3 separate regions of the Homo sapiens genome follow, and regions 1 and 3 are each linked to region 2. The links are chromatin contacts, found by Hi-C or POLR2A ChIA-PET in ENCODE. All regions are on one chromosome and are shown on one strand. Each heading gives the region's core, a stretch centred on a gene start or an enhancer-like site at or near the end of the contact. The rest is flanking DNA. Distances are from core to core; before and after follow the strand shown.

Region 1 (3,376 bases), core at 742-3,241, 1.7 Mb before region 2:
AAATATGGAGATGCGGTTTCTCCATATTGGTCAGGCTGGTCTCGAACTCCCAACCTCAGGTGATCTGCCTGCTTCAGCCTCCCAAAGTGCTGGGATGACAGGCGTGAGCCACCGCACCTGGCCAAGGCACTTGGTTTCTTAGATCACCCACTTGGCCCTCTTCCAAGTTGTACTTTCCTTCTTTCCTTCCTGTTCTAAAGTTTTTTAATATTTTTTTTTTTCCTGAAATGGCATCTCACTCTGTAGCCCAGGCTGGAGTGCGGTGGCGTGATCTCAGCTCACTGCAACCTCTGCCTCCTGGGTTAAAGCATTTCTCCTGCCTCAGCCTCCCAAATAGTAGGGATTACAGGTGCCTGCCACCACGCCTGGCTAATTTTTGTATTTTTAGTAGAGATGGGGTTTCTCCACGTTGGCCAGGTTGGTCTCAAACTCCTGATATCAAGTGATCCTCCCGCCTTGGCCTCCCAAAGTGCTGGAGTTTGGAGTTACAGGCCTGAACCTCTGTGCCTGGCCTGCTTTTTTTTTTAGACTGAGTCTTGCTCTCTCGCCAGGCTGTAGTGCTGTGGTGCGATCTCGGCTGACTGCAACCTCTGCCTCCCGCGTTCAATCGATTCTCCTGCCTCAGCCTCCCGAGTAGCTGGGACTACGGGCGCATGCCACCATGCCCAGCTAATTTTTTAGTAGAGATGGGGTTTCATCATATTGGCCAGGCTGGTCTCAAACCCCTGACCTCGTGATCCCCCCACCTCCGCCTCCCAAAGTGCTGGGATTACAGGTGTGAGCCACTACGCTCAGCACTGGCCTGCTTTTTAACAAGCTTTTACTACTGCTCTGCAGCTTACCTCCCTCTGGCTTTCTGCCTTATGCCCCTCAGTGCAATTCTTTCTTCTGAGGAGGCAAGAATTGAGGTTGTTGCTGATGTGTAGGGATTCACCACCCGGAACTCCACCAGTAACAGGTCGAGGATGCTAGTTGAAAATGTTATGTAAGCTGCATGCTTTTTACAAATGGTAGTGGTTCTCATGTCCAGCAATGGCCACTGCACCGTCCCTGTATGAAAGTCCCCTCCATAAATCTATGTCTCCTTTGCTGTCTCCAGATCTCCTCCTCTACCTCTCCCACACGGTGCCTTCCCTACTGGAGTAAACTGGGGTCCCGCAGGGCACCCTTTCCCTGCAATTTTTTTTTTTTTTTTGAGACAGAGTCTCGCTCTGTTGCCCAGGCTGGAGTGCAGTGGTGCGATCTCGGCTTACTGCAGCCTTTGCCTCCCGGGTTCAAGCGATTCTCCTACCTCAGCTTCCTGAGTAGCTGGGATTACAGGCACGCACCATCACGCCCCGCTAATTCTTTTTTTTTTTTTTGTATGTTTACAAAATAGGGACGGGGTTTCACTATCGTTGGCCAGGCTGGTCTCGAACTCCTGGCCTCAAGTGATCTGCCCCCCTCGGGTTCCCAAAGTGCACCTGGCCTCTCTCCCTGCATCTTTATGTGCCTGCAACACCAAGAGGGAGCTCTTGGCCCCTGGGTTAAGGTCAGGGCTCCAGAAGCCCAGGGTCAAGGCTATGGCCGCATCCCAAGGACGTGCATCCCTGCAAGAGGCTGCATCAGACAGGCATGGAAGAGGCGCCGCTGGGGCCTCCTTGAATTCCTGCTGGGAAAAGCAAGTGGAGGTGCTCCTTGAAGAAACAGGGGGATCCCACCGATCTCAGGGGTTCTGTTCTGGCCTGCGGCCCTGGATCGTCCAGCCTGGGTCGGGGTGGGGAGCAGACCTCGCCCTTATCGGCTGGGGCTGAGGGTGAGGGTCCCGTTTCCCCAAAGGCCTAGCCTGGGGTTCCAGCCACAAGCCCTACCGGGCAGCGCCCGGCCCCGCCCCTCCAGGCCTGGCACTCGTCCTCAACCAAGATGGCGCGGATGGCTTCAGGCGCATCACGACACCGGCGCGTCACGCGACCCGCCCTACGGGCACCTCCCGCGCTTTTCTTAGCGCCGCAGACGGTGGCCGAGCGGGGGACCGGGAAGCATGGCCCGGGGGTCGGCGGTTGCCTGGGCGGCGCTCGGGCCGTTGTTGTGGGGCTGCGCGCTGGGGCTGCAGGGCGGGATGCTGTACCCCCAGGAGAGCCCGTCGCGGGAGTGCAAGGAGCTGGACGGCCTCTGGAGCTTCCGCGCCGACTTCTCTGACAACCGACGCCGGGGCTTCGAGGAGCAGTGGTACCGGCGGCCGCTGTGGGAGGTGCGATCTCGGGGCAGGGCCGGGAGGCGCCCGAAAGCCCGGCGGTGGGAGTAGGGGAGCCCGGGCCCCCCGCAGACTTCTTCCCCTGGGCGTCTCCGAGCTGGGGCCCGCAGGAGGTTAAAGGTCAACGGGCTTGGGGGCGCCGGCTTGGGGGACGGGGGAACAGGAGCACCCTGGAGGGCCGGGGCGGATTAGGCAGGAGGAGAAAAGGCTCTTGCCGAGCCCTTTCCCGAGGTAAAGGCTGAGTCTGTGCAGTATCCTTCCTTTCAATATTTATTTTTAATTTTTAAAAATTTTTTTGAGACTGGGTTTGCACCTGTTTCCCAGGCTGGGGCGGAGTGGCGCCAGCCTAACTTCTGAGCTCAAGCGATTCTCCCGCCCCAGCCTTGCAATTTAGGGGGTGCCAACACGCCTGGCTAATTGAAAAAAAAAAAATTATCTGGGCTCGGTGGCTCACACCTGTAATCCCAGCACTTTGGGAGGTGGAGGCGGGCGAATCGCCTGAGGCCAGGAGTTTGAGACCAGGCTGGCCAACATAACAGGGTGAAACCTCATCTCTACTAAAAATATAAAAATTAGCCAAGTGTGGTGGTTCATGCCTGTAATCCCAGCTACTTGGGAGGCTGAGTCAGGAGAATTGCTTGAACCCGGGAGTAGAGGTTGCAGTGAGCTGAGATCAGGATGCCACTGCACTCCAACTTGGGCGACATAGTGAGACTACGTCTCCAAAAAAAAAAAAAAGGCAAAAAAACTTAAAAAAAAAAAAAAGATACAGGGTGTCACTATTTACCCAGGGTGGTCTCGAACTCCTGGCCTCAAGCCATCCTCCCACGTTGACCTCCCAAAGCGCTGATTACTGGCATGAGCCACCCACACACTCTGGCCACAGCGGCATGCACTGCACAGAGCTGGGCCCGGGGATCGGGAGAAGGTGACAGTTTAGATGTCCTGAGGTCAGCTCTGCCGAGGCAGGAAGTCCCTTGGTTTTCAAGGTTCACATAGAGGACAGGACATGACATCAGGCCCAGGACGCCACCCCTGTTCCCCTCCTGACTTGGATGTGATCTGCAGAGAAGTGGAACTGGGTGAGGTCTGGGCGGCTTTTGCCTGGTCTACATCCTCTTATTCTGACTTTGCAGCATTCAG
Region 2 (3,385 bases), core at 31-2,530:
CCTCAGACTGGGTAATTTATAAGAGGATTAATTGGCTCATGGTTCCACAGGCTGCATAGAAAGCATAACACCAGCGTCTGCTTCTGGGGAGGCCCCACCCAGAAAGCTTAAAATCATGGATGAAGGTGAAGCAAGAGCTTGAAAAAGAGGCAAGGTGGGGTGCTGTACACTTCTAAATGATGAACTTCAGGGAACTCACTCACTATTGAGAGGACAATACCAAGAGGAATGGTGCTAAACTATTCGTGAGAAATCCGGGCCCACAATCCTTCCACCAGGCCCCACCTCCAACATGGGGGATTACATTTAAATAGGAGATTTGGGCTGGAAAACACATCCAAATTATATCCTAAAGTTGCCTCAATTTAGGCTAGGGTGGTGGGTCATGCACGTAATCCCGGCACTTTAGGAGGCCCGAGGCGGGCGGATCACCTGAGACCTGAGCTCGGGGAGTTCGAGACCAGCCTGAGCAACATGGCAAAAGCCTGTCTCTACAAAAACAAACAAAACAAAATAGGCGTGGTGGCGCACCCCTCTAGTCCTAGCTACTTGGGGGGCTGGGGTGAGAGGATCATCTGAGCCCAGTAGGTGGAGGCTGCAGTGAACCGAAATGCACTTTAGCCTGGGCAACAGAGTGAGACACTGTCTCAAAAATAAATAAATTTAAAAAAGGGCCATGATTTTATTTTTAAAAGGAGAAAGGAGGGACTAGGGACCCCACGGCCCACTGCTTCTTCCACGGAGGAACTCCAGACCCTAAATGAGAATTCCCGTCTTATGACACTCCCAACACCCCCACACAATCTGGAGGAGGGAGACTCGAGGTTGCGGCACAGAGCTGCCCAGGAAGGGATCTGAGCTGGGGAGAAATTCGAGTTTAGGGACAAAACAAGACGTAGCGTTTTGGCTGCTGGCTCAGCCCCTAATCTGCGATGGAGGGAAATGAGGATTGAGCTGTGCCCGCGGGGACTCGGGGATGCAGACTCCAGAGCAGACCGCGAGAAGGCCCAGATACCACCGCAGCCGGTTCCGGCCGGATTCAAACAGCCTCTTCCCCATTCTCGGGACACCCACTCCACGCACTCACCATTTCCCAGCCTCCAGATGTTCCGCCGTCCTCCCTATGGATCTCCCAGTACCTGCAGGTCACAGGATAACAGAAGCTATAGTAGAGTCACCGAGGAACTCCAGGAACGGAGGAGATGGAACAGTGGAGACGCGAACTAGGATCAGAGCCCGGAAGCTAGGAGACAAAGGCCCCGCCATATTGAAGAGGCCGCCTCTTCCTCTGTAGCTGCGCACTTGATTGGACAGTTTCACGCTGGCGCCACTGATTGGCTAGGGCTCCAGGCCCCACCCGTTTCAATCCTAAGTGACAGAAGATGTAATCAGACACTGGGCTGAATGAGGCAAGGGTGACAGGTTTTTGCCTGCAGCGTTTTCAGGCGAGTCCTCCCTGTGCTGGGGGCCTGGCCCTGCCTGAGAGACATTTGTATTTAACCTTGCATATAAGATTATATCACTTTCTGATTATATTTTCGTGTGTGTGTATATATTACATTCTGAATTATAGTTATGTGTATGCTGCAGGCCCTGTCTCAGCATCCTGTCTTTCCCTTTAGCTGCAGGAGATCAAAGTCCTCCAGGAGATGCAGCTGCTTCAGCTGGCTGTAGACAATTATCACCTTCAGTCTGTGAAGCAATTTTGGGTCTGCTTCCAATTAATGGAGTGTCTCAGTGAGACTGAGAGGTGAGGGCCTAGCAGATTGGTTAGAGGTGCCACTCGCCCAGGCCTCCCAAAACACCCTGTCTCTTTCCCACCAAAGCTGAGCCTGCCTGAGGACCTAAACAAGCATGGAGAACCAAGATGGGACCCTAGTCAGGGATAGTGCTGGGCTGTGGGGTAAAGTCAGCTAGGTCAGGGCCTCCAGGTGTGGGGAGGAGCCGGCCTCTTCTGTAGAGCCCTGGGCAAGTCACTGCCCTCTTTGGGCCTCTGTTTTCTTATCTAAAAAATGTAGGGATGATGAGCCTCACAGGGTAATGAGGAGCTTCAAAGGAGAAAAATTTGAGAGTGCTTGTGCCTGGCTCTTCCTGAGAGAGATGATGATGAGAACAATGGTGACGGCTACATATAACTGAGTCCTCACGAGGCCCAGTGAGGTAGGTGTGGTTCCCATCACACTTTCAAGTTGAGAAACAGTCTCAGGGAGGCCTGGCTGCATGCCCAAGGTTCCACACACAGTGAGTGTTGCAGCAGGGAGTGAATCTAGAATCAGAGTTTACTGGAGGTGGCAGGAGCACTGGACCAGCTTGACTCACACCAGTTATCCAGGGTACCAGGTCAATGTAACTGGGCATAACTGGGTGAAGGGAGCATAATATCACTGACCTTGTCCTTGACCCTGGCAGAGGAAGACACCCAAGTTGGCCACCCTAGAGAAGAAACCACAGAAAGCCCAGATGAGGCTAAAGCAGCAAAAAGGCAGGTACCTGTGATGGGGAAGAGCTCCAGGGATTCAGAGGGAAGAGCTCCTCCCTCCCAGCTGGAGGCCTCCACATCAAAAGAGCAAGGGGCCTTTCTCCCTCAGCCCTTCCCTCCTGTGGCAACAGTCCCTGAAATGCCTCTATAAGAGAAATCAGAGTAAAGGCCTGGAAGAGCTGGGCTGAGTGGATTTGGGAAACGGTGGAGCTAGGGACCACATAACATTGTGACTTGTTAAAATCTCACCACAGAGTTAATAAGGGAGTGCTTCATGTTTTTGGAGGCCAGCTAGGAAGAGGGGAGAGAGTTGGAGAGAGGCAGCTGCGTGTCTTTGGCTTTTTCAAGTAAAAGATGTGGATAGGAGAGTCCAGGAGATGGGGGCTTATGAGATTTCAGGGACAGGCCTTGAATGGACACCCAAAAGTGGATACTCATCCCCATCACCACCTGATAGCACAGGGTGTTGCTGACTTTCACCTCCCCACTCTCTCCCAATGTTGCCCCAGCTGCTCACCTTCCTTTTCTTTCTGGGTGTTACATTTCCCTAGAAGTCAGCCAATGGTCATCAGAAAGGCCCCTTGGACCCTGACTAGGTCCCCTCCCCACACTCTTCATACTGCATTACTGCCAGGGCCACCAGGGGCAGGGGATGTGCACAAAGCAGGACTTGGGTCTGCAGCAGGTTCTGGGGTTCAAAGGGGACAATGGGAGCTGAGGCTCAGGGACCTCCCACCCCAACTCTCTTTGATGACAGACATAAAAACTGAGGGCTCCCATTTAAAAAAGTGCTCAGCCAGGCCAGGCACGGTGGCTCACACCTGTAATCCCAGTACTTTGGGAGGCTGAGGATGGTGGATCACCAGGTCAGGAGTTCAAGACCAGCCTGGCCAAGATGGCAAAACC
Region 3 (3,439 bases), core at 832-3,331, 1.8 Mb before region 2:
GCTGGTCTCAAACTCCTGACCTCAGGGGATTCGCCCACTTCGGCCTCCTAAAGTGCTGCGATTATAGGCATGAGCCACCACGCCCCGCTGGTTCAGGTAATCTTAACAGTCATTCCCGTAGACCAGTGAGGATGAAAGCCCAACAGAATGGCTGAGAGAATGAGGGGCTAATCAGCACTTTCAAGAAGTTTTGTTGGGATGGGAAGCAGAAATGGAGTAAGAGGGGGACATGTATGTGGGGACGGAGGATTTTCTAAGATGAATTCTCTAAAGCAGGGTTGTATGCTCACAGGAAATGCTCTAGTAAAGAGGGAAAAATTAGTAATGATGGCTTGGACTAGAGTAAATTATATGAATAGTTTTTTAGGTTGCAGATGAAATCCCATCAGTGGGTTGCAAAATTAATTCAGTGGTTCAATTTTTTTTTTTTTTTTTTTTTAAGACAGAGCCTTACACTGTCACTCTGGCAGGAGTGTAGTGGCTCTATCTCAGCTCATTGCAGCCTCCTGGGATCAAGTGATCCTCCCATCTCAGCCTCGTAAGTAGCTGAGACTACAGGCATGAACCACCACACCCAGCTAACTTCTTAATTTTTTGCAGAGACAGGGTCTCCCTATGTTGCCCAGGCTGGTCTCCACCTCCCAGGTTCAAGTGATCCTTCTGCCTAAGCTTCCCAAAGTGCTGGGATTGCTGGTGTGAGCCACCACGGTTGGCCCCATTCATATTAATAAAAAATAGACAATATGAGAGTGTACGCCACACATTATTGTTTCATGAGCCTTTCATTTCAGTTACACAGACATATTGTGTTTAAAAAAAAATCGGAAGAGGCCAGGTGAAGTGGCTCACGCCTGCAATCCCAGGACTTTGGGAGTACAAAGCAGGAGGATCACTTGAGCTCAGGAGCTGGAGACCAGCCTGGGCTGTAGTGAGACCCTGCATCTACAAAACTTTTTTTAAAAAATTAGCGGTGAGTGATGGCGTGGGCCTGTAGTCCCAGCTACTGAAGAGGCTGAAGCAGGATTGCTTGAGTCCAGAAAGTGAGGCTGCAGTGAACCATGATTACACCCCGCCTGGGGGACAGAGCAAGACCCTGTTTCTTAAGAAAAAACAATTAATTAAAAATGTAAAAATGTGAAATGCCATAGTACATATAACCATTAAACATGAGGCAAAAGAACATAAAGGAAACTGTATCAAATAATCAGTTCAAAGAGAACACAAGATAGTAATACCTACAAATTAATATCAACCGTATAAAGCCCACATTCAGAGTAGATGCAAAATCTTCCATTTGCACCAGGCGCAACGAGCAAGCATGGAAAAGACCACGTGGAGTTAAACTGTCAGAAAATCTTTTACCCTCGCCTTGCACACACACCCACACACCCCCTGCTGTTTCTCTGGTCCCAGTCCTGGTTCACGTCCTTCCCTTCTCCACCCCAAAACCAGCCCCTTCCCTCACAGTGTTTACTGCTCCCATCAAATTCCGAGGGCAGCTCTTCCGAGGGCTCTCCAGGGGCCTACAGCTGCAAGCAGAGCTCTACCCGGCCCTGATTCGTCTCTCCTCCACCTACTTTCAGGGCGGACAGACTCAGGCCTTTATAGCCTTCTAAGTCCGGGGTCGGATACCAGACTGGGCTCCACCCCCGCACTGTGACCCAGAAACGCTGGTAAACGAATGAGAGAAGGAGGGGGCACATTGAAAGGCAGCCGGACACGGAAGTGCTCGGCCCCGCACCAGACACGGCGTGGAGGGGAAGCGAAGGTTCGGAAGGGCAAAGCGAGAGTCCCGTTCGTCCCCGTCACCACCCCGCGGCCCTCCCGGACAGGGCCGGCCCGCTGCCCTCACTCCCGTACGAGGGTCGCCCAGTCCCCACGGCTCTCGGCTCTCAGCTCTCAGCGGTCAAACCGTTGGGCTCCTCGGGCGAAAAGGGACGCGCCCGAGAAGACTTACACTTCCATGACGTCCCGCCTCGTCGCCCCTAGCTGCCAGCAGACAAAGAACCTCACACTTCACAGCTGTCTCCGCCGCCACCAACAGCGCCAAGGTGCCAGCTCCGCGCGCCAAGGTGCTCGCCGGGATCGCCGCGCTGCATGCCGGGAGCTTGGCGGACCCGGAACCTCGCGCTGCGCGTTCCCCTTTTTCGGGGGGCAGGGTGGGGGAGTGTCCCTGCATCCTTCCACCAGGCCGATTTAAGACTGCTAAGCGTTTGCGGACAGGATTATCTTGTGTTTTCTTTTCTTTTTTTCTTTAACCTTTTTTTTTTTTTGAGACGGAGTCTCGCTCTGTCGCCCAGGCTGGATCTCGGCTTACTGCAACCTCCGCCTCCTGGGTTCAAGCGATTCTCCTTCTGCCTCAGCCTCCCAAGTAGCTGGGACTACAGGCGCTTGCCACCAAGCCCGGCTAATTTTTTGTGTTTTTAGTAGAGACGGGGTTTCACCGTGTTAGCCAGGATGGTTTCAATCTCCTGACCTCGTGATCCGCCCGCCTCGGCCTCCCAAAGTCCTGGGATTACAGGCGTGAGGCACCGTGCCCAGCCTCTTTTTTTCTTTTTTGAGACAGAGTCTCGCTCTGTCACCCAGGCTGGAGTGCAGTGGCACGATCTCGGCTCACTGCAATCTCTGCCTCCCAGGTTCAAGCAATTCCCTGCCTCAGCCTCCCGAGTAGCTGGGATTACAGGCGCCCGCCATAACGCCTAGCTAATTTGTGTATTTTTTAGTAGAGACGGGGTTTCATCATCTTGGCCAGGCTAGTCTTGAACTCCTGACCTCGTGATCCACCCGCTTCGGCCTCCCAAAGTGTTGGGATTACAGGCGTGAGCCACCTCGCCGGGCTCTGTCTGTTTTCGTGGTCTAGGTTTTAACAAAGTATTAATCAGCTGAAGTTGTGAGACGTGATCGGGTTAGTGGGCCTTTGCATGTTAAAATCCCACCTCTCAGAGAGTAGTGAGGCTGGTGGCATCTGGGCTGCCAGAAACATTGCAGTTTATTTATTTATTTTTTAAGAGACAGGGTCTTGCTCTGTCGCCCAGGCTGGAATGCAGTGGTGCAATCAGAGCTCACTGCAGCCTTGAACTCCTGGGCTCAAGCAATCCTCCCACCCCAGCCTGCCAGAGTAGCTGGGACCACAGGTGCGCTCCGCTACACCTGGCTAATTTTCTTTTTTTCTTTTTCTTTTTCTTTTTTTTTTTTTTTGAGATCAGTCTCACTCTGTTGCCCAGGCTGGAGTGCAGTGTCGTGATCTCGGCTCATTGCAACCTCTGCCTCCTGGATTCAAGCAGTTCCCTGCCTCAGCCTCCCCAGTAGCTAGGATTACAGGTGCCCGCCATAATGCCCAGCTAATTTTTGTATTTTTTTAGTAGAGACGGGGTTTCACCATCTTGGCCAAGCTGGTCTTGAACTCCTGACCTTGTGATCCACCCTCATCAGCCTCCCA

The links. A loop is a pair of places that touch in the nucleus more often than their neighbours do. ChIA-PET counts read pairs that join two places held with the same protein, here RNA polymerase II (POLR2A). Pooled maps may share reads with other maps.
Region 1: a pooled map shows a loop between it and region 2 (10-fold over the local background). The contact joins the promoter of GUSB here to the promoter of ZNF736 in region 2. A Hi-C loop is called at or near these places in 3 of 168 maps with a recorded cell type or tissue (CD4-positive, alpha-beta T cell, CD4-positive, alpha-beta memory T cell and naive thymus-derived CD4-positive, alpha-beta T cell) and 12 of 50 pooled maps. POLR2A ChIA-PET finds 5 or more read pairs at or near these places in 1 of 52 experiments (activated naive CD4-positive, alpha-beta T cell).
Region 3: a loop to region 2 is called in a map of naive thymus-derived CD4-positive, alpha-beta T cell, with 11 times the contacts of the local background. The contact joins the promoter of CRCP here to the promoter of ZNF736 in region 2. A Hi-C loop is called at or near these places in 2 of 168 maps with a recorded cell type or tissue (ascending aorta and naive thymus-derived CD4-positive, alpha-beta T cell) and 9 of 50 pooled maps. POLR2A ChIA-PET finds 5 or more read pairs at or near these places in 1 of 52 experiments (activated CD8-positive, alpha-beta T cell).

What each region holds. Positions count from the first base shown.
Region 1 is chr7:65,980,828-65,984,203 of GRCh38, reverse strand. GUSB (glucuronidase beta) reads left to right here and starts at 1,991. Exons shown (of 12, transcript NM_000181.4): 1 at 1,991-2,230. The coding sequence starts at 2,021. RefSeq lists an enhancer at 1,816-1,945.
Region 2 is chr7:64,311,856-64,315,240 of GRCh38, reverse strand. ZNF736 (zinc finger protein 736) reads right to left here and starts at 1,280. Exons shown (of 4, transcript NM_001170905.3): 1 at 1,088-1,280. The coding sequence starts at 1,090. RefSeq lists an enhancer at 1,048-1,227.
Region 3 is chr7:66,113,489-66,116,927 of GRCh38, reverse strand. It overlaps CRCP (CGRP receptor component), which reads right to left and starts at 2,081. Exons shown (of 6, transcript NM_014478.5): 1 at 1,958-2,081. The coding sequence starts at 1,965. RefSeq lists silencers at 1,292-1,586, 3,015-3,205 and enhancers at 1,173-1,701, 2,239-2,368.